Linked DNA regions of Homo sapiens: regions 1, 2 and 4 are each linked to region 3. Evidence: chromatin loops called from intact Hi-C (ENCODE). Cell type or tissue: ovary. All regions are shown on one strand. Region 1 holds the start of SYCP2 (synaptonemal complex protein 2). Region 2 overlaps PHACTR3 (phosphatase and actin regulator 3). Region 3 has its middle 33 kb from the start of PHACTR3. Region 4 overlaps PHACTR3 (phosphatase and actin regulator 3).

What was found. Peaks named below come from ENCODE experiments on the same cell type or tissue, not always from the same donor. Only the 100,000 strongest peaks of a DNase experiment are listed, where the experiment ranks them.
Region 1: it touches region 3 in a loop (2.2-fold over the local background); 2 of 110 quality-filtered maps call a loop at or near these places.
Region 2: it touches region 3 in a loop (13-fold over the local background); 68 of 110 quality-filtered maps call a loop at or near these places.
Region 4: a loop joins it to region 3, with 2.5 times the contacts of the local background. A loop is called at or near these places in 9 of 110 quality-filtered maps.

What each region holds. Positions count from the first base shown.
Region 1 is chr20:59,930,482-59,938,481 of GRCh38, forward strand. SYCP2 (synaptonemal complex protein 2) reads right to left here and starts at 3,156. Exons shown (of 45, transcript NM_014258.4): 1 at 3,088-3,156; 2 at 1,581-1,673. PPP1R3D (protein phosphatase 1 regulatory subunit 3D) reads right to left here. Exons shown (of 1, transcript NM_006242.4): 1 at 6,182-8,000. It also overlaps a transcript of FAM217B not described here. RefSeq lists a silencer at 3,447-3,846. In ovary, a CTCF peak has its summit at 3,670 (motif pointing right); DNase peaks (open chromatin) are centred at 2,982, 3,230 and 3,690; H3K4me3 peaks cover 1,315 bases; H3K27ac peaks cover 881 bases.
Region 2 is chr20:59,747,766-59,755,765 of GRCh38, forward strand. It overlaps PHACTR3 (phosphatase and actin regulator 3), which reads left to right. Exons shown (of 13, transcript NM_080672.5): 3 at 1-70; 4 at 7,417-7,599. Among named protein-coding and RNA genes, the nearest start is that of PHACTR3-AS1, 120 kb to the left of the region's middle. RefSeq lists enhancers at 2,839-3,340, 4,563-4,892. In ovary, a CTCF peak has its summit at 3,510 (motif pointing left); DNase peaks (open chromatin) are centred at 926, 1,749 and 3,506.
Region 3 is chr20:59,567,612-59,575,611 of GRCh38, forward strand. No RefSeq gene overlaps it. Among named protein-coding and RNA genes, the nearest start is that of PHACTR3, 33 kb to the right of the region's middle. RefSeq lists enhancers at 337-1,171, 4,479-5,020. In ovary, a CTCF peak has its summit at 4,114 (motif pointing right); DNase peaks (open chromatin) are centred at 4,250 and 4,540; H3K4me3 peaks cover 559 bases; H3K27ac peaks cover 1,016 bases.
Region 4 is chr20:59,846,155-59,854,154 of GRCh38, forward strand. PHACTR3 (phosphatase and actin regulator 3) reads left to right here. Exons shown (of 13, transcript NM_080672.5): 13 at 961-1,557. The coding sequence ends at 976. It also overlaps the pseudogene RNU7-141P. Among named protein-coding and RNA genes, the nearest start is that of SYCP2, 83 kb to the right of the region's middle. In ovary, a CTCF peak has its summit at 4,050 (motif pointing left); no DNase peak of the experiment used is centred here.

The DNA.
Region 1 (8,000 bases), 360 kb after region 3:
CAGTGCCAAATGCCCATCTTCTTCCTTCTCTTTTTACTCCAATTTGTGACTCTAGAAATACTAGCAAATTAGTGCACAGTATTTGCAACAGTAGCACATGGTGGCTGAGGAACATTCTGTAGTAGTAAGCAATCTATATTAATATATATGTAGATCTAGACATGAACTACGTGAACATGATATGGACTCTTTAGACAGTAAGCAAACACTAAAATAGTGAATAAATGTATTGTTATAATATTTAATAATATGCAATTATTCAAAAATAAGCAATTCCGGTGTTATTAAAATTTTTTAAGGAAACAATTACAATTCTACAATAATTTTAATATTTAAGAATTTTTTAAAGAAAAATACTTTTTACACCTATTTTATGTTTGTGATATAAACCCAAATTTGATACATTTTGAGTATAACACATTTTGAGTAATTACAGTTTTAACCCTTAGATCATGGCTGTCAATAGTAAATAAGTAAAAGTCTTCATTATAACATGATTTTTAAAATAAAAATGAACTATATATAGTAACTTATGAATTATGTAAGTATTTTATCACTTATTCAAAGATTACCAGTCCATCATCAGATATCCATAATAAATGCATTCAGTTATCTTTGGTACTTTTCAGGATTCAGTCATAAAAATAATAGCCTTGGCTGGTGGCTTATGTCTGTAATGCTGGTGGCTAGCACTGTGGGAGGCCCAGGCAAGAGGACTGCTTGAGCCCAGGAGCTCCAGACCAGCATGGGCAACATGGTGAGATCCTATTTCTACAAAAATAAAAGTTAGCCTGGCCTGGTGGATCGCAGCTGTGGTCTAGCTAATCAGGAGGCTGAAGTGAGGTCCAGGTTTCAGTGAGCCATGTTCACGCTACTGCACTCCCACCTCGGCGGCAGAGCAAGACCCTGTCTCAATAATAATCATCATAGCCATACATGTAGTTTTCTGTTTTGATGCAGTGAAGGTGTATTTGTGAAATTTGAGACTATTTTATTTTACAATGTGAAAACTTGATTTAAAACTTTAAATACTTAAAATATGTTGTGGGGGCTCCATTTATACTCTTACCCTAGGGCCAGCAACTGTTGAGGCAGGCTTGCCCATTAGCTATGCTTTATCTGTTTTCAGAACTAAAGCAATTTGAAACAGTGTATTTTACAAAATGCCCTGAGACATTAATTACAGCACAGAAAAAAGTACAGCCAAAGAGGCACATAAAGCTAACAAGATGGTTTTAGTTTCTAATCTACTTTTGCACGAAGTCAGTTGGGGAAAAACAAACCAAGGAAAGCAAACTGAATAATCAGGTTACACACACACACACACGCATGCCTCAAAGCTGAATGCATACAGGCCACAATAGAGTCAAAAGCACAGCACTATCCACAACATCAAACAAGTTAACATTTGCAAGTGAAAGAGAAGGCTAACTCTAAAAAGAAACAAAAGTTATACACTTATTTTTTCCAGCCTCATAAGGAAACAATTTAAAAGATCTTTAGGAACTACTACTATGTAACAGAACGACTTCGGAAACCGAGAACAGAATAATAATGTTTCAAGAGAAGCGTGGATTTACCTGACAAGTAAGCAGGCTCTGGGCTCCAGTCTACTGAACTGGGGGACTGGTTAGCGAGCAACACAGAGAACTAGTAAGATGATGATTGTGTATCTGCAGGCAGATAAAAGCGTTACGGATAAAAACAACAACAAAGAAAACAATTTGGCAGATGGGGGAGGCAAAGATTTTCCCCCAAAGGAAAAACTGCTGAATGAATGCAAGCAGCAGTAGATAATTCAAAGTCCCCTCTGCCCTGGTAACTAACATAGCTAAGGTGTCCAAAAAGACATTAAAGGTGAATGAAGGGGAGGGAAGGCGTCCTCCTCCTCCCATCATTACTAAAAAATGTAGGCCGGGCGAGGTGGCTCACACCTGTAATCCCAGCACTTTGGGAAGCCGAGGCAGGTGGATCACCTGAGGTCAGGAGTTCGAGACCAGCCGGGCCAACATGGAGAAAACCCGTCTCTACTAAAAATACAAAATTAGCTGGGCGTGGTGGCGCGCCAAGTAGTCCCAGTTACTCCGGAGGCTGAAGCAGGAGAATCGCTGGAACCCGGAAGATGGAGGTTGCAGTGACGCGAGATCGCACCACTAAACTCCAGCCTGGGTGACAGAGCGAGACTCCGTCTCGGGAAAAAAAACAACAAAAAAAAACCACGCTGCCGTATTCGCAGATGCTCGGCCAGCCTGGAGCCCGGTCCAGAAAAGGCCGCACGTGGAGCCACGTGTCGCGCATTGAGCCGCCGCGGGACGCATCAGGCCCAGCTGCGCGGAGGGGCTGGCGGCCTCAACCGCAAGGAGAGGCCGCAGGTGGGGACGGCGGGAGGGAGAGAAGGGACTGAAGGCGCCGAGCAGGAGGAAGGTTTTGCGCGCACTCCCTTCTTCCCTAAGTGGAACCGGCAGTGGCAACAACGAGGCCGAAGGCGAAGTCCCTGCTCCCACCGCCGGCACGGTGACCCTTTTCCCAGGGTCACCCCCGAACCAACAAAGCACACACACACCCGAGATGCGCCCCAGGCCGCAGCGCCAACCCCCCTTCAGATGTCCCGGAGACAGGCGAGCAGCGGTCCCCAGGGCTCCCGTCGCCACCGCTTCTCCCGCACCCCTCAGCCTCCTCGGGCCGGCGACGCGCGCAGCCCCAGGCCTGCTCCCCGCTCGCCAAGCGCACCGCCCCGCGCCTCAGCCACCTTGACCGAGTCGCCCACGCGCGGGGGCGGCTCCGAGCGCCCATTTCCCATCCCCGAGGCCGAGGCTGGCCAGGCAGGTGCTGATGGGGAGCCTCGCGCCTGCGCGAGCCACCCTCGCCGCGAACTCTGCACAGCCCACGCCCTGGCCCAGCCTCGGCGCCTCCCCTCCGCCCACTGCCGCAGAACCGCACCCCCTCCCCCTCGGCAGCTTCCACAACGGCTCCGCCTCAACCGTCGGAAGCTTCTCGCCTGCCGGCTTGAAAGGCCAAGCCGAAGCCCCACCCTCCCTCCGCGCCCCGCCGTGGGGGAAGCCCACCCAGGCACTCTGCTCAACCTGCCTGCGGCAGGAGGCGTCCGCGTAGTGTCGGTGGAGCCGCCCCCTATGCCGCCGAGCGTCGCAACTCTGCGCCTCAGGGACCGCCGCAGCGCCTCCGGCGAACGGCGGAAGGCGGGAAGCGCCCGTCCAATCCGCGCCAGGTGCGGTCGATAGTGCGTCCAATCGGCGTCGCCGCCAGCCAGGTCCCGCCCCCCCCATCCCCCCCACCCCCGCCAACGCTCGCCGGGGTCGCCCGAGGCCTGAGCCAAGGGGGACGCTGTGGGCGCGGCTCAGGCCAGGCCCTCAGGTTAGTGGGTCCCCGCTGTCCCCGCGCTTCGGCCCGTCCTCTCGCGCTATGCTCTCCTGATGAACGCCCCGCGAGCGGAGTCACCCCCGCCAGCGAGGAGACTCGCTGCCTTGACTGGGGCCCTGGTCCCGGGACAGGCGAGCAGGAAGGGATGGAAGGGACGGAAGCGCGGGCGGGACCAGGAGAAGCCCATCCCCGCGCTATGCGTCCCCAGAGCCACTGGGACCCGCGGCTCCAGCCAGCCCTGCAGGGGCGAGCTGGACCGGGGGACCAGGGCGCCGGGCCGACGACTCCTGGGTGAGGCCTGGCTCCTGCCGGCAGGGGGCGCAGGGCCGCCTGGGCTCCTGGGTGCGGGTGCCGGAGGGCGGGAGAGACCGCAGGTCCGGAGACGGGGTGCTGAGCTGGGTACCCAACTGTGTATTCCTAGGCTCTTTCAGACGCTTCCATTTAAGAGATCCGTTTAACTTATGCAGCCAGCGGGTGCTTGTGTAAAAAATCGCAGGCCCTTCTGAGACAGGCACAGCCGCGAAAGGGTCTCCTTGCCCCTTGGCTCGCAGAGGGCGTCGGTGTTCGGCGCTCAGTCTTCTGCGTGTTTTCCCCGTGCTCGCGTTCTGAGATGGAAACTGTTCCACGTGCACTGAGATGCAGCTCGGTCTTTCTAACAGCTTCGTAATTATTTAATCATGTGGATTAACTTCATCCGAGGAATTCAATCCTCCACTGATGAGCCTACACTTCTATTACAAATAATACTGCAGCAAACCACCTTTGGATTAATATTTGTGTCGGATCAATTTTTAAAAGTTGAATTGTATGTGTAGTTAAACTTTTATAGGTATCTTCAAATCAAAATTTAAAATTATATTTTAATAACATTTTAATTTCTTATCTAAAAGGCACTAATTGTTTAAAAATATGGGATTAAGATTTAAATGTGCGGTGGAAAGCACCTGAAAAAAATAAACACAAGGTAATAGAATCAAAGCTCAGTTGTGGACCAGAGCAGATCAAATCACAGTAAATAAGCTCTCAGAGGTGTTTTAAATATTCTGCTTAGCTAGAATTACCAACTTCTTGACAACTTTGTAACTACCCCCATTGAACTTAATTTTGATATCTTAGTTTTTTAATTCAGAGCTGACAGATTACATATGCAATCTAAGGTACACAGGTGTACGCAGGGATTTGAGGGGATTTTATATGTTCAAAGCTTTCAATGCTTTTGAATTATACGTTTAAGTACTAATAATGTATAACACAAAATGTAAGAAGATCGAAGAGTGCTTCAAAATTGTGACCTGGCAATTTTGCATAATTATTTTCATACCTAGTTTTCCGCCAATAGATCTAAGATCCTTCATGGTGGAGTTGCGAACGCACAGAAATTTTCCTAATACACTTCAAAAATTAATAGTGATGATTTTTTACCTTGCCGCTTTTTAGTTGAAGAAAAATGTTAGTCTTTTTTATTGCTTCATGTGTTCAGGAAGCCTGCGGATTATTTAGTAAACATCCGTAAACTACAACATGGAAGAAAAAAAGGATATCATTAATTTTACTGTTAATTTTTTTTAAAGGTTTTAGACCGTGGCATTTCATGAAAAACCTTCTCAATTATAATCAAAATTTGGAAACTATGTGCCGTGGTTCACACATATACTCCCTGCACTTTGGGAGGCTGAGTTGATGGGATTGCTTGAGGCCAGGAATTTGAAACTAGCCTGGGCAACATAGCTAGGCCCTATCTCTACAAAAAAACAAAATTAGCCAGGCGTGGTGGCATGTGCCTGTGCACCTAGCTGCTCTACGCCGGAGGCTGAGGTAGGAGAATTCTGCTTGAGCCCAGGAGCTGGAGGCTGCAGTGAGCTATGATTGCACCACTGCACTCCAACGTTGGTGACAAGGCAAGACCTTCTCTCAAAAAAGAGAAATATCATAATGTGGCGTTCAATTAATTTAGCTTTCTGAATCAACAAGCATTTATTTGCAATATTCTATATGTCATATAACAGGTAGAGAGAGCATTGACTTTGAAACAGGTTTCAATGTTCAATTTGTTACTTACCAGCTATGGGACTTTAGGTGAATTACAGTTATGTATTGCTTAATGATAGGGGTAAGTTCTGAGAAAGGTGTCCTCCTCAAGCAATTTTGTTATTGTGTGAATATCTTAGCGTTTACTTACAAAAACCTAGATGGTATAGCCTACTACACACCTCAGGTATATATAGTACAGTCTATTGCTTCAAGGCTGCAAACCTGTATACAGCATGTTACTGCAGTGAATACGGTAGACAACTGTAACACAAGGGTATTTGTGTATCTAAACACAGAAAAGATACGGAAAAAAATCTGGTATAATTCCATGGATCCACGTCATATATACAGTTACCCTGTTGAGTGAAATGTTATGTGGCCTATGGCTGTACTTACACCACTCTGAGCTTTATTTTCAGCTAAGAAAAAGGGGATATTGTCTACCAGGTAGCATAACATTCAGAATTAAATGAAATCACATATTTAAAGCACTTAGCACTGTGGCCAAGCAAATAAGGGAAGACAAAATAAATGTAAGTTTTCTTCCCCCATGTGCAAGACTTTGTACTTAGGTGAGGGTCACGATCCGGAAGGCAGACAGACAGACACTCATTACTGCCTGCACAGTGTCATTAACTGTTGTAAGAGAAGTACATTAATGATCACATTCCCTGTATTCCCCTAGAGCTTTCTTCATACCTCATGCTGACCTGGCATATAAAATTGCATTTCCTTTTCTCAAAGACACATACAACAACTCTGCTACTGACGCTGAGGCACAATGACAAAATTTATTTTTGCCAAGGCTCTACGTTTATCAGTGTTGTAGAAAGGATAAGACTTGCATGTGAAATGATTTAGACAAGAAGTTTCTAAAGCTTGGTCTTCTGTAATTAGGCCACAAGAAAAACATACTGAAGCATAATAGAATGGCTCACAACTGTTTTTGCACATATACTTTAATACTTAGGCTTGGGTAAAATCATTTTAAATAACATATTAAAATATGTTTGGGGGGACAACCCAGCAATTGCACAGCCCACTAGAAAATTTTAACATCTAAGTAATATAACTGTTTTAGGGTCTGAAAGTTCTCCTTCAGTTGTTCCACAGCCTCTTTATCAACTAGGCAAATATATTTAAGCTTTTAAATTTCATAATGTTGGTATTTTTTAAAAGGCACGGGAGGTTCACTTAATATTAAATATATAACATTCACTTTCATAACCAAAACCTTTTTGGCAAGTGACTTTCACATAGATTATGAGATTCTCTACATGCCTTAAAATAAATCTGGCAGCTCTTAACTCATATCTAAATTCTCTGGACAACTGTCTTGCTCTCTGTTTTGGGGCCAGGGGCGTAGCAGTGAAGGCCCTAACAGGCTTGCTGACCTAATTGGACAGTTTGTTAAATAGCAGGAAATGTAACAAGGCTTCTCTCTCTCTTGCATGTTAATGTAGTGAACAGTGCTAATAGCCAGAGATTGTGCAATTTAGTCACAATATTTCAAGCCAAAATTCAGTGTTCTTATATTAAAAGATACCGAAGAAAGCTATCCTTGTTCTTTGAATTATAAAAGCACAGAGGTTGCAATGATCAGAACCAAACTGGTTAAAAGCCGAAATGCATCCTTTCAGTATTGATTTGACAGATGCCAACAAGCATTCAAAAATTTAGAGTTAATTTCTTGGTGACAGGTAGCATAAAATTGATCAGACTGGTTTCAGCTGTATCATAAGCTTCACAAATTGGAGATCTTGTCCTTCCTGGCTGTTTTTTTTTTTTTCCCACACCTTAATTCTAGCACCTGTTGTCAGACCACTGTTCAGCACCAAAAGAACTCCTCAGCCTGGAGTTCTTTGGAGTTTTAAGTGATTGCCTAACTCAGCAGGGGACAGTGGTCTTGACTTCTTGGTTGACGGTTTAAAAACATAAAAGAATTTTATATTTTAAAACTGACAAACTAGAAAATGTTAGAAACTCTATCTGAAGGCAGAAAGTATAAAGTTGGTGGGTACCTGATAAAACATGATGTATGTAAATACAGTTCAAAACAATTTAAAAGTATAAATATTTGTCAATTATTTTTCCTCCAGTGCTCTGGCTATTGCTGAAAACACCTTCTAGTTCCACCTTGTAACTGGACTCCCAAAAGATGAATGCTGACATCTTCTGATGCTTAACAAGAAATAAAAATAGTCACCTTAATCATCAAAAAGGTAATTGCAAAGGGCACTGTTGCCTGAAATTCTCTAGTCACCTGAAAACTGAAATAACTGAGGCAAGACTTCTTAAAATGCTTAGTTTCAAACTTAAACAGAATGGCCTGATAATGATCAAACATGTACAGAGAAATACATGAAATCAGAATTGTGAATGCAGAGAAATAACTGTTTTGCTAGTTTAAAAGTCTGAAGCTTTTCCCTCCTCCCCAGCTGTTAATGTAGGAGACACACAGCCTAACCAGGACAGTCTCAATGCCCAGGAATGGTTGTGTGATGACTGATAAAGCAGAAATTTCTTGCCTATTAATAGTTTCCCACTGTTAGAAGGCTACAGCCGTTGGCAATCAGATGTGGGCTCAGGTT
Region 2 (8,000 bases), 180 kb after region 3:
AAGAAGATGGCCGGCAGGCAAGGCCGAGAGGAGCTCATCAAGAAGGGGCTGCTGGAGATGATGGAGCAGGGTAAGTGGGACCCGTCCCTGGCTTGGAAGGGCACGGTGCTGGGAATGCAGAATGGAAAGTCTCACATGAGCCCAGGAAGCCCATCAGAAACAGTGTAGAATCCAAGGAGGGCCGTGTTCAGATGAAGCCTGCAAGGTTGGAGAGACACCCCATGTCAGGAGCCATTCCATTGGTCCAGCCCCCAGGGGCACGGGAGACCCCATTACTGAGCTGAAGAGCTCCCCCTCATGGCACCACTCCTCTCTGGGGAATGTCTAACAGAGCTGGGTGTGCATGAATCTGGTGGTTTATCCCAATTCCTTTAAAGTGGTAGCAGTGGTTTTTTCAGCATTAATTTTTTTTTCATATTCACATTTCAGTCCTCCATTTGGGCAAATTATTTTTAATTCCACTATTACCTACTCCCCCTACCACCATGTAGGAAGCATTCAGGACATGCTGGGGCGGGGTGGGATATTGTGCACGCCCTGTCTCATTGGTCTTCCCAGCATCCCTGGGGAGAGAGGCAGCGGCTATCCCACTTGCAGACGAGGCGTGGGAGGGTCTGGGTGGTGACTGCCCCAAGTCATTGCAGCCTGAGAGCAGAGACACAGAACAAATCCTGATCTCTTGGTCTCTGGTCTAGAGAGCTTAATCTCAGTGGGGTCTACATAATCATCTTTGTTTCCATCTTTCAGAAAGGCCAGTTATTATCACTCATGCAATTAACTGAACAGAGTTCTTTAATTCCCAAGTCTTTCTCTTTGTGATGGATTCCTGGAGGTGTGAGGCCCAGGACTTAGATGCTGACACTAGCCCTTGGTGCCTTCCGGTTCCCTGAGAGGCTAAATCTTGGTTAGGAGGTTTCACAACACCTCACTGCCTCTGGAAGACTCTCTGGAGCTGGACCAAGCTCTGGCCTGCTGATTTGAGGAATCTGGCCATGCATAGCCAGTTTCCTGAGGCTTGCATGGATATATTGAATTCCTCTCTCCCCACTTCAGCCTTAAAATATTACTAGTGTCTTTGTAATTTGGCCCAAATATCAGGAATTAGGAAGGAAGCTCATGAAATAAACGAATCCAGATTTTATGCAGCCGGGCCTGTCAGCACACAAACCCGATTGTGGGCCCAGGCTTTTGTCATTGTTTCCTCTCTTTAGACTCGAAGAGTGAAGTATTTTGATGATGCTATTTTTAGGGGAAATCTACATGGGAAATTGCTTCATAGTGATAATAAAACCTTACATGTGCGAGGAAAGCTTGGTGTCAAGTCCCGTGGCACTCAGATGGTTAACGCCGTCGTGACGCTCGGATTTGGCGGAATGCGGTTGCTGAGCTAGAAATCTGGAGGATTTTCACTGGGATGGGACAAAAAAGTGTCAAACTCCGGCATTTTGAATATGTTGCCAACAAGCATACCTTTGGATCTTAGGGAAGGAGAAAGGAAGATGAAAACAATGCTAAGGCCTTTTCTCATCTATTCTAAAAAAAACACTACTTTTGTTGAGTAAAGAGTAAGTATATAGATTTGGTTCCTCTCAAAAATGAAGCTATAGTTTGACTAATTAAAGGGGAAAACTTCTAGGAGCGTTGGCTTTTTTCCACTCTGAATTTTTGCAAGATGACTTTGTCTGATGAAGTCATAGCAGAGGCTGGAGACGAATGCTTGGCCGCGGCCAGGCTGACAGTGTGGCTCTCACCCTGCTGCCGTGGGAGCCTGGTCTCTGGCTTCCGTGCCTCTGACGGCGACATCACACACCCGCAGGCTTACAGAATCACTTTAGATCAGGGTCGGCAAACCTTTTCTGGAGAGGGTCAGATAGTGCATATTTCAGGGGGACGTGCAGTCTCTGTTGCAACTACTTGTCTCTGCTTTTGTAGCGCAAAGGCAGCCGGAGACAAAACATGCATGAGAGGGCATGGCTGTGTCCCAAGAAAACTTTATTTATGGCCACTGGCCTTTGAATTTTATATAATTTTCATGTGCCACAAACTATTATTTTTCTTTTGATTTTTTTTTCTTTTGTCAACCATTTAAAGATGTCAAATCCAGGTGGGGGAGCTGGATTGGTCCCCACATTGTGGTTTGCTCATCTCTACCTTCCATACTCTCTCTCTTGCTAAATGATTGTGGACCAGGGACTAGAGTGGCCTGAAACACAGTCTCTTTCCTTGAGAGGGAAAATGCACTCCTAAATTGATGCCATGACATTTTATTGAGGGCCCACTCTGTGTCAGGGTCTGTGCTAGCTGCTGAGGACACAGGTGAGCAAAATACTGTTCTGAACGCACATCCAGTGGGGCCATTAGGTAATCCCACAAAAAGCCGGCAACTCACGACCACAGTGAGTGCAGTGAAGGATGCAGCACCCTAAGATCATGAGACAGGACCTGACCTGGTTCTCGGGGGGCCGGGAGATGTTTGAGTCAGGTCCAAAGGTGGGCAGGAGGACCTAGGCTGGTTCTCAGAGTCTGTTGCATATTAGGATCACCTGGAGAGATTTAATAACCCTCCACCGCTCAGGCAGCAGTTAAATTAGATGCGCTGGGCGTGGGACCCAGGCAGCAGTGCTTCCTCATCCTCCACAGCTGATTCCGACTTTGATGCAGGAAGGTTGAAAAGCCAAGAGACAGAAGGAAGCGGGGAGTGACTTCCAGCCCACAGGAGCAGCAAGCACAAGTCCCCGCGGTGGAAGGGACCTTGAGATGGTGGGTTGGGTTGGAGGAAAGGAGGAAGGAGGAAGCAGGAAAGGGAGAGGGGCTTGGGTCAAGACGCCTCCCGTCTTCCCTGCCCACACACCGGCTGGGGTGGCAGAGGCATGACCACGCTGCTGCGGGAGCCTGGGGCGGCCACAGTGCGAGTGGGTGGGATCTGCGAGGAGCCCGAGTGTCTCTGCAGGGAAATATCAGGGACCGGGCAGCAGGGGTTGCTCTGGGAGGGGACTTGGACTTGCTTTTCGCAGTCGACTCTTCTGTGCTGCTTGAATCCTTTACTGTGTGCCACCTGTAATCAACCTGTAATCAACGTGCTGTAATAACGGGATCCACGCAGATGCTTGGCCACAGGCTCCCGGCTAAATCCTTCCCTGCACCGCAGTTTCCGTCCTGCACTAGCTTCAAAAATGTCTTTTCTCACTGGGTCGACCTGAGGTCAGACCCTGTCTGTCCCTAATCCTCCTGGTGCTGGGTCACCGGGTCCTCTTGCAGGATGACTGGAATTGTTGGCGGTGGCTGTGCACCTGCCCTCTCCGGCTCAGGGGAGGATCAGGCTTGAGGGCTGTTGCTCTGGGGTAGGCACGCAGTGCCGCCGCCTCTGCTGTGGATGTGAGGACTCTCCAGGGTGAGGAGCAGAGGCGCTTTCCTGGCTTTGGGGTTAAGGAACCGGCTTCAGGGTTAAGGAACCGGCTTCAGCCACCGCCTTCCACTGCTGGCAGGGACGAATCTGCAGCCGGGGGCGCCCTCCTGTGGCCGGCCAGGCTCATGAGCCTCCCTGCAAGGTGGACGGGACTTCATGCAGGACAGGCCCTGTGAGGCTGTGGGAGTGGATTGTCAGGGACTCCAGAGCCTCATTTGAGCCCCCTCGAAACTCACATTTGAACTTCCTTGGCCAGGACAAACCCCAGGATTGCCCTCTGCCCTGCACACGCGCATGTATGCACACACACATGTACATACACATTGGACACCCTGGAGCTTGCCCTGAAGCAGGTGGGCAGCCTGGTGGAGTGAGCCGGACTCTGGGCAGGGCCAGCAGAAGAGAGCCCGCCAGCTCCCGGGGGTGAGGCAGCATCCAGGGCATGAGTTTGCTCCCTCTGGGGTGTTACTTTATGATCGATGGTCTGTTTTATGAACCACTGTGACCCCCTCCCCTCTCGTTCCTGTGACTCTAGTCGCCAGCTTGGACCTAGGAAGGACCCTGCTGGTGGCGTTATTACATGACTAGATGTGTGCAGTGGAGCCCGTTGTGCCCTGGGGAGGGCAGAGGGGACCCCTCTGATCTCTTCAGTGCTCCTTCCACCCTCGTCTCGGATATCCGTGACTAAGTGAGGCCAGACCAAATCTCTGGTACAAGGGGTCCCCTTCCCCAGCCCCCTTGCCCTGGTCCCCAGCCCACGTTTCTCTGTGCTAGACACTGTTTATGTTCTGAATGACTTTCCTCCATCTCCCTGTATGCGTTGACTTGGCATTTTCTTAAATAATTTAAGGAATTTCCTACCCCGTCATTGGGTATAAAAGAAGAGAGTTTATTACTCTGTGCTGTGTTCAGTGACTTGAGATTGACTAGGCATTCTTTCCTCAGGGAATTGGACAGTGACAAATCAAGTCTATCTGGTTTCCATGTGGTAGGAACGCCGGGGGACACATGTCTGCACGTGTGCACACACATGCACGTGCACCTGTGTGCACCCACCTGTGCTTGCACTGTGCACATGTGCCACGACACACGTGTGTGCCTGCGTGTGCATCTGTGAGTGTGTGTGCATGTCTGCAACACGTTCCCTCTCACTGTGGCTGCTCAGGTGCACTGCCCCGCGCTCCCCTCTGCAGCCCTCAGAAGGAGAGTGGCCGGGCGGAGGCTGGCCTTCCAGCGAGAGGAGCAGGGCCTGGGCTCCCACCGCTCCCCCAACCCCTCCCCAACCAGCGTTTCTTAGCAACGGCCCTGCCACCAGGGCTATTTTGGGAACTGAAACTTTTCACTGAACATGATTATGAGCTGGAGCTCTGACCGCAGCCCAGAGAAGTCCTGCAAGAAGTCCTTGCAGAAAACCTGCAAGAAAGCAGGGGAAGGTTCAAAGACTGTGGAGGGGCATGGTGCTTTTCTGAGTCTGGAGACCTCTGGGCCTTCCAGGTTCTATGTTCTGACCTTTTTATAGTGGCAGTTGTGATGATTTTGATGATGACGATGGAGGCATCCTTATTATTAACAGCAGTGACAGTCATGGCAGCAAAAGACCTGTGCATTCTAAGGTTTGGTGTCCATAACTGCAAGTGGTGGGTGGCAGCCTTGCCTGTCACATAGGGTAGGTGTGAAGCTCAAGCTGGCAGAGCCCTGTGCTCCCCTACGCCAGCTCTCACATTCCCTGTGTGTTGCCAGGGGCTGGGTAAGCTGTGCTGTCACGGTTGCACGTCAAATGCGAGTAAGTCGGTCACGAGAAGGGGCTGGTTTCAGTTTTCAGCTTTGTGACCTCTAATTTTGTCTACTCGGTGAGCTCTCTTGGCTTGTATCTGGGTTGGTGGGCTGTTATAGCCAAGGGTCAAATGTGGCTCAGGACCTGTTTTTATGTGGTCTTTGAGCTAAGAATGCTTTTTAAATAGAAAAGACTTTCATAAAAATTAAAAAAAAAAAATCAAGGGTTGCAGCACGGGGGATACAGCACGTGGCCCACAGAGCCCGTCACAATGGCCATCTGCGCCTTATGGGAAGAGCCTGCCAGCCTCGCCTGGACCTCTGGGCAACTGACGCGGCTGCATGGATGAGATCGTCCAGCCCTAAATCTCCAGACTTCTGGCATGGCTGACCTTTTCATTCTCCCCGGAGGAGACGTGTGCGGCAGAGGGAATATGATCAGCAGCGATGACAAGCTCAAATCTCTTCCAGGGTCCCAGGCAGGAAATGGGTCTGGCATGAGTCCTGGGTGTGGTGAGGACTCTGGAGGGAGAAACGGTTCTGTCCTAAGCCTGCTGTTAGCAGATGGGCCCAAAGGTGCAGACCAAGGGGCCAGATCACTCTTGTCACCCTCCTCTTCTCGTTGTCAGAAACCATCACCAACAACAATGACAGAAAGCACATGTAAAGTGCCTACCTTATGCCAGACACATTCCATACCCTAGCTCCGTTAATTCTCACTATGTTGCCATGAAGCAAGCAGAAATATTATCCCCATTTTATAGATAAGGAAATTGAGATCCAGAGGAATTTGCTATTTGGGCACAAAACACCGTTTGCAGGTGGTGGGACGCATGATGGGGTGACTGTATACTGTTTGTCCAAACAGGACACTTTTAGGAGTGAAAGGGACACTGTTGAAGGACACAGGGATGGCAGGTAGGAATCGGGACTGACCAGGTCCTATGGACCCTGACCCTGAAGTAAATGTTGCCTCCTCCTTCCACTGCCAGGATGGGACGTGTGTGGAAGGAGGTCAGCGTAGGCTAGCATCCCCAAACGGCCACCTCGTGGCTGTGTCGACATGTGCAGGTCACACTGCCCTCTGCACCGGGCCTCCAGGAACTGCTGTAGAGATTGAGAGGAGTCCTGCAGGGCTATGTGGAGGCTTTGTGCATGGGGCTGTAACGTGCATCTCAGTGACGTGACTGTGACTTGCTGGCCGAGGGCCCTGCCATCCTGCAGTTGGGTAACTGAGCCATTTATTTTGCTCTCCAAGTGCTGAGCCCCTCAGCATTAAGGTGCAAACCCAGGGATGGCAAGTGAAGGGCCAGACCCTCAGAGGCTGCAGCAGCCGAGCTTCAAGAGACGGAAAGCACCAGGTCCTTCCTTATGCCCTGCTAGTGCCTCCTCTTCTGGGAAGGCTGCCTGTCAGACCTAGGGACCCCCGGCTCTGTGGCCCCTCCATCCATGGGTGTGCCCCGTTCCTGGGCTCACGGTGCCATGTGTGGTCATCTGCGTGGCTTCCTCAGAGTGTGAGACCCCTGGGGGCAAGGACTGTATCTTACTAACCTCCACCTTGCCAGGGTTTATTACAGTGCCAGACACGTAGCCGGTGATCAGTAAACACCTGTTTAATGCCTGGCTGAGGGTCAAACGGTGGGTGCAGAGGTGAGTTGGTTCTCTGCAGCCATGACAACCCCTGCATCTCAGAGACCTACAGCAATCACCGTTTGTTGTCCCCTGTCTGGGTTGGCCTGTGATCTGCCCCGTGGGTCTGCTGACTCCAGCCAGCTGCTGGGCATGTCTTCAGGACAAAGGTCCAGGGAAACAGGAGGGACGAGCAGGGATGTGCAAGCACTTCTCATGCCAGTGCTGCATCATACCCACTGTGTCCCATCGACCAAAGCAAGCTCCAGGGCAGAGGCCGGGGTCAGAGTGGGGCTACTGCAAAGGTGCACGGCAGTGGGTGTGGACGTGGCTCAGGGGCACTGCAGTCTCCCACAGGTGTCGGAGGAAGAGTGCACACAGGGAGTGGAGTGTAAGAGCAGAAACCAGGCTAGGGTGTGCTGAGGTGCCCAGGGCTCCCCTGGAAAGTCCAGACTTGGAGAGGGACTCCTAGGGTGTGTGGTGAGGGGGAGAGGGGTGGGGGACCACCCAGAGCCTAGAATGGATACTTCTCAGAAAGACTCTTGGGACGACGGAAGGGATGAAGGAAGGGAGGTGCAGGCCCAGCTGACAGCTACATTTCCTTGTAGATGCTGAAAGCAAAACTTGCAACCCCGATGGAGGACCCCGATCTGTACAGAGTGAACCACCCACTCCCAAGTCGGAGACGCTGACTTCAGAAGATGCCCAGCCCGGAAGCCCCTTGGCCACTGGGACGGACCAGGTCTCCCTGGACAAGCCACTGTCCTCAGCTGCCCACTTGGACGATGCAGGTACTGGCTGGAGACCACGCGAAGTTGAGCTGCTCCTAGAATGGCCATACGTCCCCACTGTTGTCCTTGGCTATAGCTTAGGCAACAGCCCTCGTAGAACATTGTTCTCCAGAGAGCTGGGCCCGTGCTCTAAGCGCTGCCATGCTGTGCTGCCTGGCTGGGTTGAAGTGTTTGCTGGGGCACTTTTCTCTACTGTCTCTTTCCAAGTCTGGCACGGCTGATAAGTGAAGGTACTTAACGATGTTCATCTCCCTGGCACACCTACCCCCCCTCCCAGGGCGTCTTTGTGTTTCCCTGGGAACTTCTAGGCAGGAAAGTGCTCTCTGGAGGGGCAAGTGCCCAGTGGGGGGATTTTAGTGACCCTAAAAGGGTAGGAGGTAGGGTTGAGGGACTTTTCTGTG
Region 3 (8,000 bases):
CATCAGCTCTCCAGGTTCTCTACTTCTCTGCCATCCCTTCCCCACAGCTTCCCTTCCCAATGTCATCTCTGTGCCCTGCTTCTTTGGATTAATGCCTCACCGGGGCCACTTGGCTGTCAACATTCATTTGACAAACAGAGTTGAGCGCCTGCTGTGTGCCAGGTGCCCTGCTGGGCTCGGGGGCTCAGTGGGAATAAGATGCAGCCACTGTCTTCCTCGAGATCTGAGCTCACTGCAGGGGCAGGTGAGCCAGTGGCTGCAGTGCAGCGTGTGTGTGAGAGAGTGTGTATGAGTGTGAGAGTGAGTGTGTGAGTGTGCGTGTGCATGTGAGTGTGTGACTGTGTGAGTGAGAGTGTGTGAGTGTGCGTGTGCATGTGTGTGACTGTGAGAGTGAGTGTGTGTGAGACTGCATGTGTGAGTGTGTGAGCATGTGTGTGTGTAGAGTGTGCATGTGAGTGTGTGTGACTGTACATTGCGTGTGAGTGTGTGTGTGTGTGTAGAGTGGGGGTGGGGCTGAAAGCTCCAGAACGAGAGGACCCAGGGGAGGGGAGGAGGGATAGGGCATCTGTGGCGAAGGCACAGCACACCTGAGGCTGGGCAGGTGGGCGGGGCCTGCCATGGCTCCTCACTGAGGTTTTGGAGCCTCTCTGCCTCATAACTGTTGTCTCGGCCTCTGCTGTGACTTTGAGCTCTATGGGGGCTCAGCCCTCACCTGAAGTGCCTTGCCACTCCTTGCTGCCCAGGCATCCCGGAGGAACTGCTGTGGACCCTGCTCTGTGCCCAGGTGGAGGAGGGTCAGGGGAGTCAGGGCCCACTGGGGTAAATCTTCATCCAACAGGAGACGGGAGGATGCCGCCTCCCATCAAATCCTCCTCCTTTCCCGCCTCCAGATGGGCCATCCTCAGGGAGTCGCCATACACAGGGTGGCTCATGTCTCAGTTTGCCTGGGACAATCCCAGGTTATACCTGTCACCTTGGTGTCATTAACAGCGAGTGTCCCAGATGATGAGATGAAGGATGTGTTCACCCTGCACCCTCATGTGTGCCCCTGACATCCAGCAACTGGTTTGCCGTGAAGTGGTGGCTGCCTCTTCCCTCCCTTCCTCTGGCTCCTGGCCCACACTCCCTAGCCCCAGAGGGTCACCTGTGTCTGGGCCTCAGGCTCTGTTTCTCGGGAACTGAGGCCGGAGCCTTTGAAGGTGTGAGGAACGGGAGTGTCGCAAGCACGTCTGGGTTCTAGGGACAGACCAGTTTCAACTCACGGAAGGACACCCACAGGGAGCTGTGATGCAGAAATCAAGGGAGAATAATTGGCCCAGACTGCTGGGGAGGGGCTTTCTGAGGAGTGGACATATAGGGAGATTTGGGGAAAGAATTGGCAGGAGAGGGGGCCATGAGTCGTCCAGGCAGGGGGTGGCACAGGCAGAGTCTCCGGTAGAAACGGCTGAATTCCAAGATTTGGGGAAATCCCAGAAAGAATTCCTGCCCCTCTGTTTCTTCTCAGCCCAAATCCTGTAGAGCCCCTTGTCAGTGGCAGATAAAGTGGGGAAGCAAATCCTAGGAAAGGCGTCCAGGTAAAACAACGGAAGAAAGGCCATAAGAAGCACTGCACTACCGGGACCATTTCATCCACCCGCACTTTGCCATGAAAGACTCCATCCATGGGGCGGGGAAGCACCCTCTGATCACTGCAGCTGCAGCGGGGAGAGCAAGAAGGACACACACTGAGGGAGAAACTGGAACAGAAACAGAGAGAGGAGAGAACAGAGAGAGTCAGAAACAGAAACCAAAGCTGATGGAAACAAAGGCAGCAGGAGAGAGGGAGTGGGGAGAGAGAGAGAGAATGGATGGACAGATGGATGAATGGATGGATGGATGGATGGATGCATGGAGGATAGATAGATCAGAGATGAATGGATGATGGATGGATGAGTAGATGGGTGGGTAAGTGGATGGACGGATGGATGATGGGTAGAGGATGGATAGATCAAGGATGAATGGATGATGGTTGGATGGAAGATGGATGGAAGGATGCTGGATGGATGGATAATGGATGGGAAATAGATGATGGACGGACGATGGGCAGATTCCAGCAAGCACCCTTATCTTGCTGTATCAGTTGTAAGGGAACTGGTTCACAGCATTGGCTTCTGGGGCCCCATGACCTCCTGTTTCTTTCCCTACCCAACCCCTGCCTTCTTCTCACACAAGTTGTAAGGTGTAGAGCCTGTTCCCAAACCAAACACTGCAGCTTTCTTGACTCAGTGTTCTTCCTGTAAGATTTTTTCTCCCCCCAACTTCCAGAGTTGCTTGCTGGGGTGGGAAGGGTTGACAGATTACTTCTAAGCATCTGGCACACGGTAGACCCTCAACCAGGTGGCTGTATTGATGACTTTTTTTTTAATTGAGATATAATTTATGTAGTCTAAATTCACCATTTTAAAGCATACAATTCAGTGGTTTTTAGTATATTCACAAGGCTGTGTAACTATCATATACTATCTGATTCCACAGCATTTTCACCACCCCATAAAGAAAACCATTAAGCAGTCACTCCCCATCCTCCCCTTCCCCAGCCCTTGGCAACCATTAAGCTACTTTATGTTTCTTTGGATTGGCGCTTTCTGCACATTTCATGTAAGTGGTGTCATTCACGATATAGACTTTTATGATTTTTTTTTCACTTAGCACAATCTTTCCAAGGTTTATCTGTGTTGTAGTGTGGATCAGTACATCATTCCTTTTTATTGTCAAATAATATTCCATTGTATGGGTATACATCCGGCCCTCCAAATTTGCTGATTCCACATCCGTGGAATTCAACCAACTGCAGATTGAAAATATTTTTGAAAGAAAGGGATGGAGTATCTGTACTGAACATGTACAGACTCTTTTTTCTTGTCATTATTTTATAAACAATACAGCATAATGACTATTTACATTGTATCAGGTATTATAAGTAATCCAGAGATGATTTAAAGCAAGCTTGTCCAAAGGGCAGCCCGTGGGCCACATGTGACCCAGGACAGCTTTGAATGCAGCCCAACACAAATTCATAAACTTCCCTAAAACATTATGAAAGGTTTTTTTTTTCAATTTCTTTTTAGCTCATCAGATATCGTTAGTGTATTTTGTGTATGGCCCAAGACCATTCTTCTTCCAATGCGGTCCAGGGAAGCCAAAAGATTGGATATCCCTGATTTAATGGATACAAGAGGATGTATGTAGCTTATAAGCAAGTAGTACACTATTTCATATAAAGAAATTGAGCATCTGTGGATTTTGGTATCCCTGGGTGTTCTGTAATCAACCCCCCATGGGTACTGAGGGACTAGGGTACTACCCCTGACTTTTTCATTAGCTGACAGATATTTGAGTTGCTTCCACTTTTTGACTATTATGGTGAATGCTGCTATGAACAGCCATGCACTTGCTTTTCTGGGGAAAAATATTTCCAGTTCTCTTGAGTACATACCTGGAAGTGGAATTGCTCGGTCATATGGCAACTTGATGTTTAGCTTTTCGAGGAATTGCTAGACTGTTTCCCAAGGCAGCTGCACCATTTTACATGCTGACGATTTGTTTTTAACAATTTATGGATAGTCCCACAATGTGTCAAAGACGGTTCAAAGCAGCTTAGACCCACACCTGAATTCAGCAGGTGACTGTCAGAGAAGTGAGAAGCATCGGGGCAAGGACGGGGAATTGGGACAGGACCAGGGAGTGGGGAGAGCAGAGTCCTGCCCGGCACAGGCCATAGCTCTTCACAGGAGGCTCTGGGCCATGCTGCAGGGTGGGTACCCTGGGGTGCTCGGAAGTGGCCCTTGAAGCCCCTGGGTACACACCGTGCATCTTCCAGAGCATTGATTTTTACTTAACTGTTTGGTGAGAAAGTGATGTGTATGAAAAGAATATAGACACATGTTGACTAGAATGAAAAACTGGATGAATTTTAGAAAGCTCAAAGGGATCCAGCACCTGCATGCCTCCGCTGCAGGCTCCTTTGACCACAGCCCCCACATCAGAGAACCCCTAGCAGGGGCACCTCCCACCCACCAGAATTGGGGAGAGTTGGGCAGGCTCGCCTGCACCCGTCCTAGTGGCCACTAGAGGGCGTCTGGATCCTCCCTGGGTTGCAGATTCCAGGAAATAAATACCCAAGGTTTCTGCCCGCTTCTCCCCAGTGCTGCCGGCAGAGCTGATCCAGAAACCCACCCCGGGCTTCCCAGGGGGAAGTGGACCGCTCAGACTCCTAACTTCAGTCAGCACGCTGACGAAGGAGAGAGCGGTTGAGAATCCTACAGCTGGAGGCAGAGCTCCGCCGAGGGTCTGGCCTTGCAAGGCGTCTCCCACAGCCCGGGGGACCTTGGACCTGTGTCCCCTCCTACAAGATGCTGAGAAGCCCAGGGTTAGGGGTCCCTGAGGCAGGGTGGAAACGCTGCCAGGACAAGCCCAGCCCACAGTCCACAGCGCCTGCCCCAGAAAAAACAGCCGTCGCTCCTGGATATCTGCCACGTGACTCAAAGAGGATTTAAGGCAGTTTAGAGCGATTCACAAAATTCAGCAGCAGCTGCGACCTCGGGGACCCAGAGAGACGGGGATGACGCAAGGAGAAAGGAACAAGAGCAGGGATGCGGGATGGAGCCTGGGATGAGGGGATGCAGGCCGCTCACGGAGAATTCTTCTGGGGTCAGGCCCAGGTCTGGGTGTCTTGCGTCCTGGGGCCCCCGGGGTGCAGCCCAGGGGCTGCTTAGAGGGGCTGAGTGTCTTCTCCTCTAGGGTCAGTGCCCCTGGAAGATTTGGAGGGAAAATTTGTGTGTGTGGAGAGAAGGCAAACGTGTCATTGATTTTTATTATAAAAGAAAAGACTGTACTGCACTGTACTGGAATGATAATGATGAAGAAGATGGGATCATTCCAGTCACTCTGAGTAACTTACAGTGGCTTTTTTTAAAAGGAGGATTTCTTTCCTTTATTTTAGTTTATTTTTTAATTATGTGTTTATGATTTTTAGTGATGGGGTTTTGCTCTGCTGCCCAGGCTGAAGTGCAGTGGCATGTCATGGCTCACTGCAGCCTCAAACTCCTGGGCTCGAGCAATCCTCCTGAGTAGCTGGGACCACAGCCTTGCGCCACCAAACCCAACTACTTTTTAAATTTTTTGTAGAGATGAGGTCTCGCTATGTTGCCCAGACTGGTCTTGAACTCCTGGCTTCAAGCGAGTTGAAGCTTGAAGCCTCCTGAGCAGCTGGGGTTATAGGCATAAGCCACCCTTTCCTTTTTTTTAAAAAAAAATAATTATTTGAGGTGATATTTGTGTAATACCAAATTAGCCCTTTTAAAGTGAACAATTCAGTGGCATTTAGGACATTCACAATGCTGTGCGCCCACTACTTCTACCTGTTCCAAACCATTTTCATCATTTTATGGTAAAACCTCATCTTTGTGGTGCCTTTTAGATCTTTCTTTATTAATTATTTATTGAGCATCTACCATGAACCGAAGTCTGTGTGGTACTGGGGATTTTGAATGGTGATTACACACAGTCTCTGCCCTCAGTGATAGCCAGCCTTTACCCCAACATGTTCTTTAAGTGTTCTAGCTCTTAGAAGCAGAGTCCTCATTTCCTCCCAGACAGCAGAAAGATTGGTAACTATGTAGCACCCATGCCCCACTCTGCTGGCCCTTGCCCTTATCAGACATTGCCAATCAATTGCAGCACTCTTACTGATCCTTGAGGCAGCCTAGTGACCCTGTGGAGCTCAGGTACATTGCCAACCAACACTGAGAAAGCTTTGGGTCATTCCGAGCTGTGATGTTGTACACACAGAGGTCTGTATCATATATACATACACTGGGTTCCATGAACTCAAGTCTCACTTGTCCACAAGTTGCAGGGCAACCGGGTTTTATAGGCTTACAGGAAATCACCCCTAGTCCTCACTCCATGCCTGCAGGGAAAACGTTGTGAAGGTATCCTAGCTGGTTCCTGCGGGTCATAAGGATGCTGAAGAAACTCCCAGCATAGACAGATACAGTGAACCTGGCAAGTCACTGCTGTTGGGTTGGTGTGTGTCCAGGGAGGTCACTCACAGCCATGACCTGCTACGGAATTTGCCAGGGGTCTAATGCAAATGAAAGTACAGTTCCCTTATTCAAAAATTATGAAGAGCTGCAAGGTGGTGGTGGTAGGGCGGGAAGCCAAGTCTGGGCCCTTTTGAGCCTGGGGCCCTGTGCCTGTCCAGGCAGCTCTCATCGCAGTCATTCTGGCCATTTACCCCCACTCGGGCTCTGCATGAGGAGCTGGCCTGGCCTGGAAGCGCAGTGTCGTGGAGAGCCTGGTGTCTGCTCTGCCCCAAGCTCTCCCCCTTTCTAGGCAGCTGCACCAAAGCAGCTTTTGGAGAACCTCCTCTCCCCAGGCCTCAGCAGAGGAGGTTCAGGTGAGCTGATCCTACCCCACTTCCATCCTCCTCCGTGCCACCAGCCTGGCTAACCCGTAGTTCCCATCCCTTAGTGACGAGGACCAGTTCAGAGTTGGGGAGAGGTGCTGTGAGGAGGTCCAAGCAAACTCGGCTTGGTGCTTTCTCTGGAGCTCCAAGGAAGGAGGTGGCCCCTTGAAGCTTTGGTAGTGGAACTCTCGGATTCAGCCATGTCTGTCACCACCCCTCCTCCTGGTCTCTCCAGTGGCCAAGGGGTACCTTTTCTGCTCCAGCCAGAAGGACTTGGATTTCAGCCCATTGGAACTGAAAGAGTCCCTGGAGTGAGTGGGGCTCAAACGTGGGGCTAGGTGGCTTAGCCAAGTGGATGCCCCACTGCACGTGGCTGCAGGAAAGACCAATACCCCTTGTCCCTCATGGCCCTTGCTGTGTCCTAGACTTCAGCCCTACAGCCGAGGGGGATCCTCTCAGCAGGACTCCTGCTGGTCTGTGTTCCCATGGCCCAGACCAACCCATGGACATTCAGGACACCCTGGAGGGTCCTCACAAAGAAGGGATGTTACCCACAGGGCTGGCCCTGAGGGTCCTGCTGGGCCCAAGGGAGCAGCTGATGGGGTGGCCTTCAGCCCTTCTGGATTCCTTGCAGGGGCTGGGCCTGGCCAGCCTGTCCTCTGCCCTAGAAGCACCCAGGGGTGATGTGGCTCTGGTGAAGCGCACAGGTCCTGGAGTCCAGTTACGAGGCCTGGAGCTTGGCTTGTCCTAATATTAGCAGCAGGGCCTCGGGGAGCCTCTGAGAGCTTCAGTTTTCTTAGGGATAATGAATAATGCTGTCTTTAGATTTTTGTGAAGATGAACTGGGATAAAGCAGATGGAGTGTTTAGCACAGGTCCTGGCGCATCGGAAGTGTTTAGTGAGGATGAATGATTAGGCTTCATCTTCCCCTCTGCATCCTCTTCTGAAGAAACCTGCTCAGAGTTCAAAAGGCCCAACCCAGGCCACACCTAAGGAGGCCAACAGTGTCTGCTGGCCTCAGACGGGGTTAGTCAGCGTCCTTGGTAGTGTGTACTTGAGAGGGCTGCCATGTGAAGCCCCATTCTGTAGGTCACCAATAGATCCATGTGCAAACAGATCAGGGGCCACGAAGGCTCTGGCCCGTGGACAGGCGGCAGGGCCGGCAGAAAGAGAGACCTTTCCTAGCACACCTCGAATTTGTCTTCATGCTAACATTTCTGTCTCCTAACTCTTTCCTCCAGTGACCTCTTCCCCACCAAGGCTAGGGAGAAAAGGAAATGGCAAGGAGGGTGGGACTGAAAATTCCAGTCCTCCATAGGGCTGCCTTCGGGCACAGCTGGAACCAGCTGCTCACACGGACAATGCCAGCAGCCCCTGATACCTCCCTGTCCAGGCTCCTCCCTCTTCTGTGTTCTTTTGATTCTGAGCCATGTAATGGCCCTGGACGTTCAGACCATCCTTCTCAGGACTAGTGGATAACATGGGCTTCTCTCTCCCAGTCCAGCAAAGTCCCAAATGTGTGCCTCTGTGAACCAACTTTTCTGGCCCAGCC
Region 4 (8,000 bases), 280 kb after region 3:
AATCCTGCATATAGATACTGCCTTAAACTAAAATAATAGCTTTAGTTTTCTGTTTGTTCCAAAGTGGCCACTGCAATTGTTATCTGAAAGATTTACTCTGTAAGATTAATGTGGCTATAGAACAGAAACTAAGTACAATGGAATTCCACCTTAACCAATGGTTTTAGGGTGAATATATCAAGGGGAAGGGAAAGTTGGATGAATAGGAAAAAATTATGCAAAGAGTTTGTTTTTTAAGGTTCCCTCCCATGACTAACATACTTTTGGGGAGGAATAGGTCATATGGAGGAATAGGTCATATGAATGTTTAGGAAAAACAGTTTCAGTAAATCATGCACAATTACATTTAATGTTCATTCTGTCTTAAATAGAATGAATACATATTCTATATATTGCAATCTCAATTTTGTACATTTTCCGATTATACATTATTAAATGTTTAGTAAAGATGTTTATTGTCCTAAGTTGATAGCTTTCTAAAATAATGACTCTAATACTTAAAATGTGGTATAAAGACCCTAAAATTATTTCAACAATTCAAGAGTCAGAACGGTATTTTTGGTTATGAGATTTTAAGAGTTTTAAAATTACTATGAACATATTACTCTACAAAAAGTCATAACTCTACTATAATTTTCAATAATTTATTAACAAATTCATCATTTCTACTGATTTAGCAAAGCCCTGGCCTTTCTGTGTACTTCAAGGGCTTTTAACTCACAGGTTTAAAACTAAGTTCTAGATAGTCCTAAGAATTCAGCATATAACAGGGGCCTGAGAGTGGGGAGCCCTCTGAGACTCTACCCTATTTTAACCAGAGTAGCTCCATCCTCATGTTTTACATATGGGACTTCTGAGAATCTTTTTAATAGCAGCAAATTTATTTGTATAAGGTTTTTGGCTATTTTAACTGCTAGAAATGAATAACCTTAAATTCTTTGTCTTTTTTATAATCTCTAGATTCCACAGGCCATAGAGATTTTCTTCTGAGAAGAATTTGTGTTTAATTTTTTGATACCAACACTGAACATTCATCAGGGAACTTTCCTGAAGTTCAGCTCAAGACTACCCTACCTGCTGTGTTTGTGAGAAGAGTAGGATCACACACACAGGTGCAATCTTGACCACACTTACCTGCAAGAGGAGTAACCAGAGGACACACTTCCTTCCTTCTTTGGTGTCTGAGGAGTGTGAACTGTTGGGGTCAGTTAAGACCCAACATAACTCTATCAGAAGAAAACTGTTGTTTGCCTTTCAACCTTGTTTTACAGTTCTGCAGTGTAATGGAGGACGGGCAACGTGCATGTGCAGGCTCACCACTCCCAGGCCTCTGACATGAGGGACATGTGACAGTGTCATTCAGTATTATGTTCAAAAGACATTTTTATCCTGATCATAATTAATTTGAAAACTCTTTAAGTTCATGTTATACAAGATGATTTACTGTATTATACTTTTCCTTTTTTATATAATGTCTAACAAAAAATACAGCTGCAACATTTTGATTCCTGTTAATTTTGTTCTTTAATTAAATGACTACTTATTGCAGGAAATTAACCCAGGCTTTACATTTTCTTGTGGTTGGGATGAGTGGTACTTTAGAACAGGGATCTGTGAAACAAGTCAATTTTTACTTGTGAACGATCAGAATCCAAACACATGAATGAGAATTCCAACTTTTTATGTGTTTGGTTTGTGCCTTAGAAAATCAAATTGAGTGCCTTTAACCAAGAAATAAGCAATAATTTGTTGAAAAATTCTATCAAAATGAAAAGTATGCCTCTTTAGAGTATTTTTAAGCTCACCTCTGCAAACACTGTTAAAGAAAGGAAATTTACCCCAGCACAAAGGTGAAAATCTTGGCACAAAGGGGGAAACTAACAATACATGTTCCCTGAAAAATATTTTTAATTGGCTTTCAAATAAGTGTCCTTACAGAGATGAGCCTTCCCTCCTCCTTCCCTCCTGGTATACTGGTGAGGCAGGAAGCACAGTAACTTGGAGCATGACTTTCAGAGCTTGCAGAACTTGTGCACAAATCCAAGCTCTGTGCTATTCAACAAGTTACTTGTTTTTTCTATAGTATGGTCATATCTCTCTCACACAACATTGCTGTAGTATCTAAATAAGACAAAGTAGCTAAAGTGCTGGCACATTGCTGAGGACGTTCTGGGAATCCAATAAATGTTAGCTACTGATATGGTTGCCAGGTAGCACCTGGAGCAACTGAGTGTCCTCTATGACTTCTTGCCACATATGCTACCTCATTGCTTTCCACTATTTTTCCTTTTCTACTTAAGACTGCTACTGGGTCAGACGCCCACAGAAACTGCCAAGTCTTTATGTTAGCACTTTGTCCAAAGTGACTTATGATCAGTCCTAGAGACTAGCAAAACACACTATTCATTGAATTATAGTTTTTTTTAATAAGAAATTGTTATGGTAGAAAAATTCCAGCTCTACCTCTTAGCTGCTCTGTAACCTTCTGTGAATCAGTTGACTTCTCTGAGCCTCAATTTGTTTGTGAAATGTATCTAAATCCTTTCTAATTAGAAGTCAGTTAAATTTAAAGGATTTGATATATATATATATATATACATTATATATTTTCTGTTATTCATAACCCATTATTTGTAGCCAAAACTTTACCTCTTTTCTATCTTAAGCAACATATTAGAAGCTCTCTGTATTTAATATTCAATTTAAAATATTAATGGGAGCCCAAATTATGTAAAACTAAGATTTCAATTTCCCTCACATAGAAATATTAATATATTTACTATGAAACAGAAAAGGAAAAGGTGCTACTGTTTAGAAACCACCTTGGCCCCCAAAGTACAAAAGATCAGTACTGCTTAACAAAAGAACCAGGCAGATCCTATAGTTAGAAATGACCTGGTTAGATGGGACATATATTTAGTTTTTTCCCCAAGTCCCATAACTAGTGGATAATAAAACTAAAAAGGTAAAGTGCAGGATAACCAAAGGAGGGTTTGGACTGGTTCAGACTCAAAGGTTCTAAGATATCCTAAAACCAGCAGACATATTCACTTAAATCAAAATTTGTGGCAATAGTATCTAACTTCTACCATTGTGTTTTTATTATGCACAAACTATTACTCTATACTTACATATTTCATGTTCTTATCAGGTATTATAAGGGTTAAGAGATAAACTAAAATTGAATCAAGTATATTTACTCTCCACCTGCACATCACAACTATCAAGTTAGAGGAATAAAATTAAAAAGCAATTCACAAGTCATATTACACTGATGACATACATGTATATGTACACGCATTTGCATATATTTATAATTTGAAGAGAAAGTTTATATACTTAACAGCCAACAGATTTAGAAAAAACTATTTGTCCTACTGAATAACAGTATATATGAATTATCAGAATTCTTCATTACTAGTATTCAATAATGAGCTTTTTATGCAATAAATTTACAAATCATTTGCCCCTATTTTCAGAAAAAATTATTAAAGCAACCATGAATATTTAAATCATAAGTTCTGTTTTTAAGGAGTTCAAAACATTTTTACAAGCATGTTAGTAATTTAGTGAGAGGAAATTAAATATCTTCTAGAAACATCTAGTAACTTTTAAGCTAATGTAATAGAGGAAATACTACATTATATGACTTTGTAAAAAGTATTTCTAAAAAAATTTAAAGGGGGCTGGGCATGGTGGCTCATGCCTGTAATCCCAGCACTTTGGGAGGCCGAGATGAGTGGATTGCTTTAGTCCAGGAGTTCGACACCAGCCTGGGCAACATAGCGAAACTCCATCTCTACAAAACAAAAAATTAGCTGGGCATGGTGGTATGCGCCTGTAGTCCCAGCTACTAGGGAGGCTGAGGTGGCAGGATCACTTGAGCCCGGGAGGTTAAGGCCATAGTGAGCCGTGATTGCACCACTGCACTCCAACCAGGGCAACAGAGCAAGACCCTGTCTCAAAAAATATAAAAATAAAATAAAGAGACTTTGAAATCATATCACCTAAGTAATTTTTTGACAATTGAAATGGTGGTGGGAGCGGGGAGGAAGAACCTAACATCAAGACATCCACCTTGTGGAAAGATATGGTAATTACAGGCCTACATTTATTATACATTGGAAGTAAAGTCAAAGTTTTTAGCTATGTACCTACAGTCCTTCAACAACAAATTCAAGCTCAGAAATGCAAAATCCTAATCGTACTATTAAAACTGCTATTACTATATGCTTCCGATACCCATTTGTCTAGTTTTTTTCCAGAGACCTTTTTCTCCATTTTTCATATGAAAACATCTCAGAAGATATTCGTAAGCAAGTGAACATATGAAACTGAATATATGAAAAATATTTTCAAAAAGTAGATTTCTATAAATCCCATTTGCTTATTTAGCTGCAAATTTATTTACAGTGATGATACTAGGAACATACTACTAGTTCAAACAAAAAATGTTTGTTCGAATGAACAACAGAAAGTACTGGTTAGCAGTTCCATAGTTCTATGAAAATAGAGCAGTATTTTTAAAGTAATAAAAATTTTCTTAAAAAACCTTTTCAAAGTTTTTAATCTCAACTGTAAATCTTAAAGATATAAATGGGGAAATTCTAAAAATTCAGTTTTCTTACTAAGCAATGGGAGGAAAGAAATCTGGATATATGGTACATATGACAATAATTTAATGTTTCAAGTTGCAGACATGTTACATATGTGTATTATTCCTTTCTAAATGCAGTTTATTATCCCTTCTCAAAAATACATACACTGAATGTATTACTACAATTCAGGTGTGTTCCCTAAAAGACTGGTCTATACCACCAGTCCATTCTCTGCTTTCCAGATAGCCTACTTCTTAATTATAATGGTGACACCTGATGTGGCAGAAAGCACAATCTCCAGAACCACCTATCATCTTGCTTCAATTTTTACATTCCAAGTTAGATTTGTTTGTTGATATTATTTGCTGGTATTTTATTTTGCTCAAAATTCTACTTGTTTATTCATAGCATATATGATTCTTCCATACTTTAAGTTTTAATTAGATAAGAAACTTATACACTAACTGTATGTGGTTTAACTGTTAATAGGTGGTAACAGAATGGTTAAAGAACTAACTCCAGCAACTGTGAAGCTCAACACTAGGCACTGAACTCAGAGTTGGCAGAATTTGTCACTGTAGACTACAAATTTCATGTTGAATTAAATGCTGTATGAAAACCACTCCATCTATTATTCATTTAAAGGATCTGCTGGCCTTTTAAGTTGGTGTTGGCCATCCATAATACTACGATTTGGTGGCAATGAGATCACTACAGTAATGGCTGTAGAATTTAGTATTTAGGTTTCTGCCTAGCTATACTAACGTAAAATTTCTTCTCTTCCATGTCCTTTTCCATGTGTACTTCTGGGACAGTTACCACCTTACAGCTCTATTTGGTTGAGGACATGCGGTAAACCTACACCAGGGTGTTAGATTACAATCCAGGTAAGAAATTTAAGTCATTAGCTACAATGATCATTTATTTTTAATATGTTTAAAATAGAACAATCAAGAATTTTAGCTATATTAATTAATATACTCATTAGCCTCTGCTATGCAAAATTGATTTAAATCACTATTTCTGTGAAACAGTAAGATAAACTAAGGAAAAATTTTATAATAAAGAACAGAGAGTTCTGATCTATAAGATTTCCCTTCCGAACTTGAAGTCTGCAAACTACAGCCCACAGACCAAATCTGGCCAGCCCCTGCCCTTTTAGTGGCCAGTAAGCTAAGAATGGTTTTTATATATTTAAATGGTTACAATTGAAATGATTATAATAAGCACCGACGTGATACTCTGAAATTTGCCTTCTGGGCCACAAAGCCTACGACATTTTCTGTATAGCCCCTCAGGACAAACTTTGCTAGATCTTGCTCTGAACTTAAAAAATTTAAATAAACATATAATAGAACATTTTAGAAATGAATTACACAGAAGTCAAATAGCTAAATTGTTTTTAAATAAGCTTAAAACCTTTTAACTTCAAATCTATTCCAAATTTCAATACTCATTTATAAACCCAATTGTCTTTGTATTTGACTTGTACAAAATGTACATCAAATTAGGTAAATAAAGCCTCATCATTATTAAAGGCAAGTGTTTCATTAGTGTGACTTCCACTCCTCCAAGTTCCTTTTATTTAAAATTGTTGCTATCACAGCATAAGCTAAAAGTATATTATCTAAAGCTCAAGATGGTACAACATATTGATGTCACTCAACACACCTGTATTCCTAAAATGTTGTTCTCCTGTAGACGTCAATTCAGAATATTTTCATGCGCCTTTAAATAGAAAAACTAAAGCTAACCATTACAAATACATTGTCTTAACAATGAAGTCTATGTACATTTGATTTGCCTATATGATTCCTCTAAGGGTCCAATGAAATGGAAATCTGTATGATTCTGCATGACATTAAAAGCACACATATCCTCATTTTTAAGTAGGGAGTTCATCTCTGTTTTGAGGTGGGCATTCTGGTGAAAACTGAAAAACCTGCTAGACATATTCTAAAAGAGCTGTAACACCATGGAAGGGTTCATTTATTACTCATTTGTGTATCTAGACTTGAGCTCAGTGCATATCATATAATAGATGTTCAAATGGCTGGTTAATACTTTATCAATTACAATGAAAATGCTGACACCATATAGGACTTGAATTTTAGGAGACACATTAGTTCGCTTTGAACTTAGTAAATTCCTACTTAAAACTGCCGTATTGGCCGGGCGCGGTGGCTCACGCCTGTAATCCCAGCACTTTGGGAGGCCGAGGCGGGTGGATCATGAGGTCAGGAGATCGAGACCATCCTGGCTAACAAGGTGAAACCCCGTCTCTACTAAAAATACAAAAAATTAGCCGGGCGCGGTGGCGGGCGCCTGTAGTCCCAGCTACTCGGGAGGCTGAGGCAGGAGAATGGCGTGAACCCGGGAAGCGGAGCTTGCAGTGAGCCGAGATTGCGCCACTGCAGTCCGCAGTCCGGCCTGGGCGACAGAGCGAGACTCCGTCTCAAAAAAAAAAAAAAAAAAAAACAACAAAAAAAAAACTGCCGTATTCATTACTTTGTTCATTCACATTGTTGTAAGCCTACTTTTCCAGACACTCTTTTAGCTTCTGAAAATTGTGATGAATAAGACATACAAGTTTCCTACCACACAGAATTTACAGAAGTGGAGTTTGTGGAGGCAAGGCAGAAATAAAGAAATTTCAGATACCAAAAACTGCTATATGATAGACAGAAATAGTAACATTAATTGGATGGTGAGGGAAGTGCTCTCTAAAGAATTACCACTTAAATGGACACGTGAAAAACAGCAAGAGTTTCCAGGAAAATGGAATCTCAAAACCAAAGAGTTAGAAAAAAGTGAGATTGTTCAAGTAATGCTTGAGGCATACTCAACAAGGCGGAAAGGAGTACAAAATAAGGGTAAAGGGAGGCAGAGGTCAGCTCATGTGGGGCCTTCTAGCCCGTGATATAAAGGCTTGGTTTTAATAAGTTTTAATAATTCAGATGAAAGGCAGATTAATAAAATAAGGCATTTAAAGTAGTATAATTCTGTGGCATTTAGTACATTCACAATGTTATGTAACTACCACCTCACCTCTATCTAGCTCCAAAACATTTCATCACAACATAACTTTTAAGCAGTCACTCCCCATTCTTCCTTTCCCTCATCCCCTGGCAACCACTAATCTGCTTTCTGTCCCTGTGGATTTACCTATTCTGGGCATTTCATATAAATGAAATCCTAAAATATATGACCTGTGTGTCTCATTCTTTCACTTAGAATGTTTTTGAGGTTCATCCACATTGTAGCATGACTATATACTCCTTTCCTTTTATAGCTGAATAATATTACACTGTATGGATATATACCACATTATGTTTATTTATCATCAGTTGACAGCTATTTGGGTTGTTTCCACCTTTTGACTATTGTGAATAGTATTGCTGT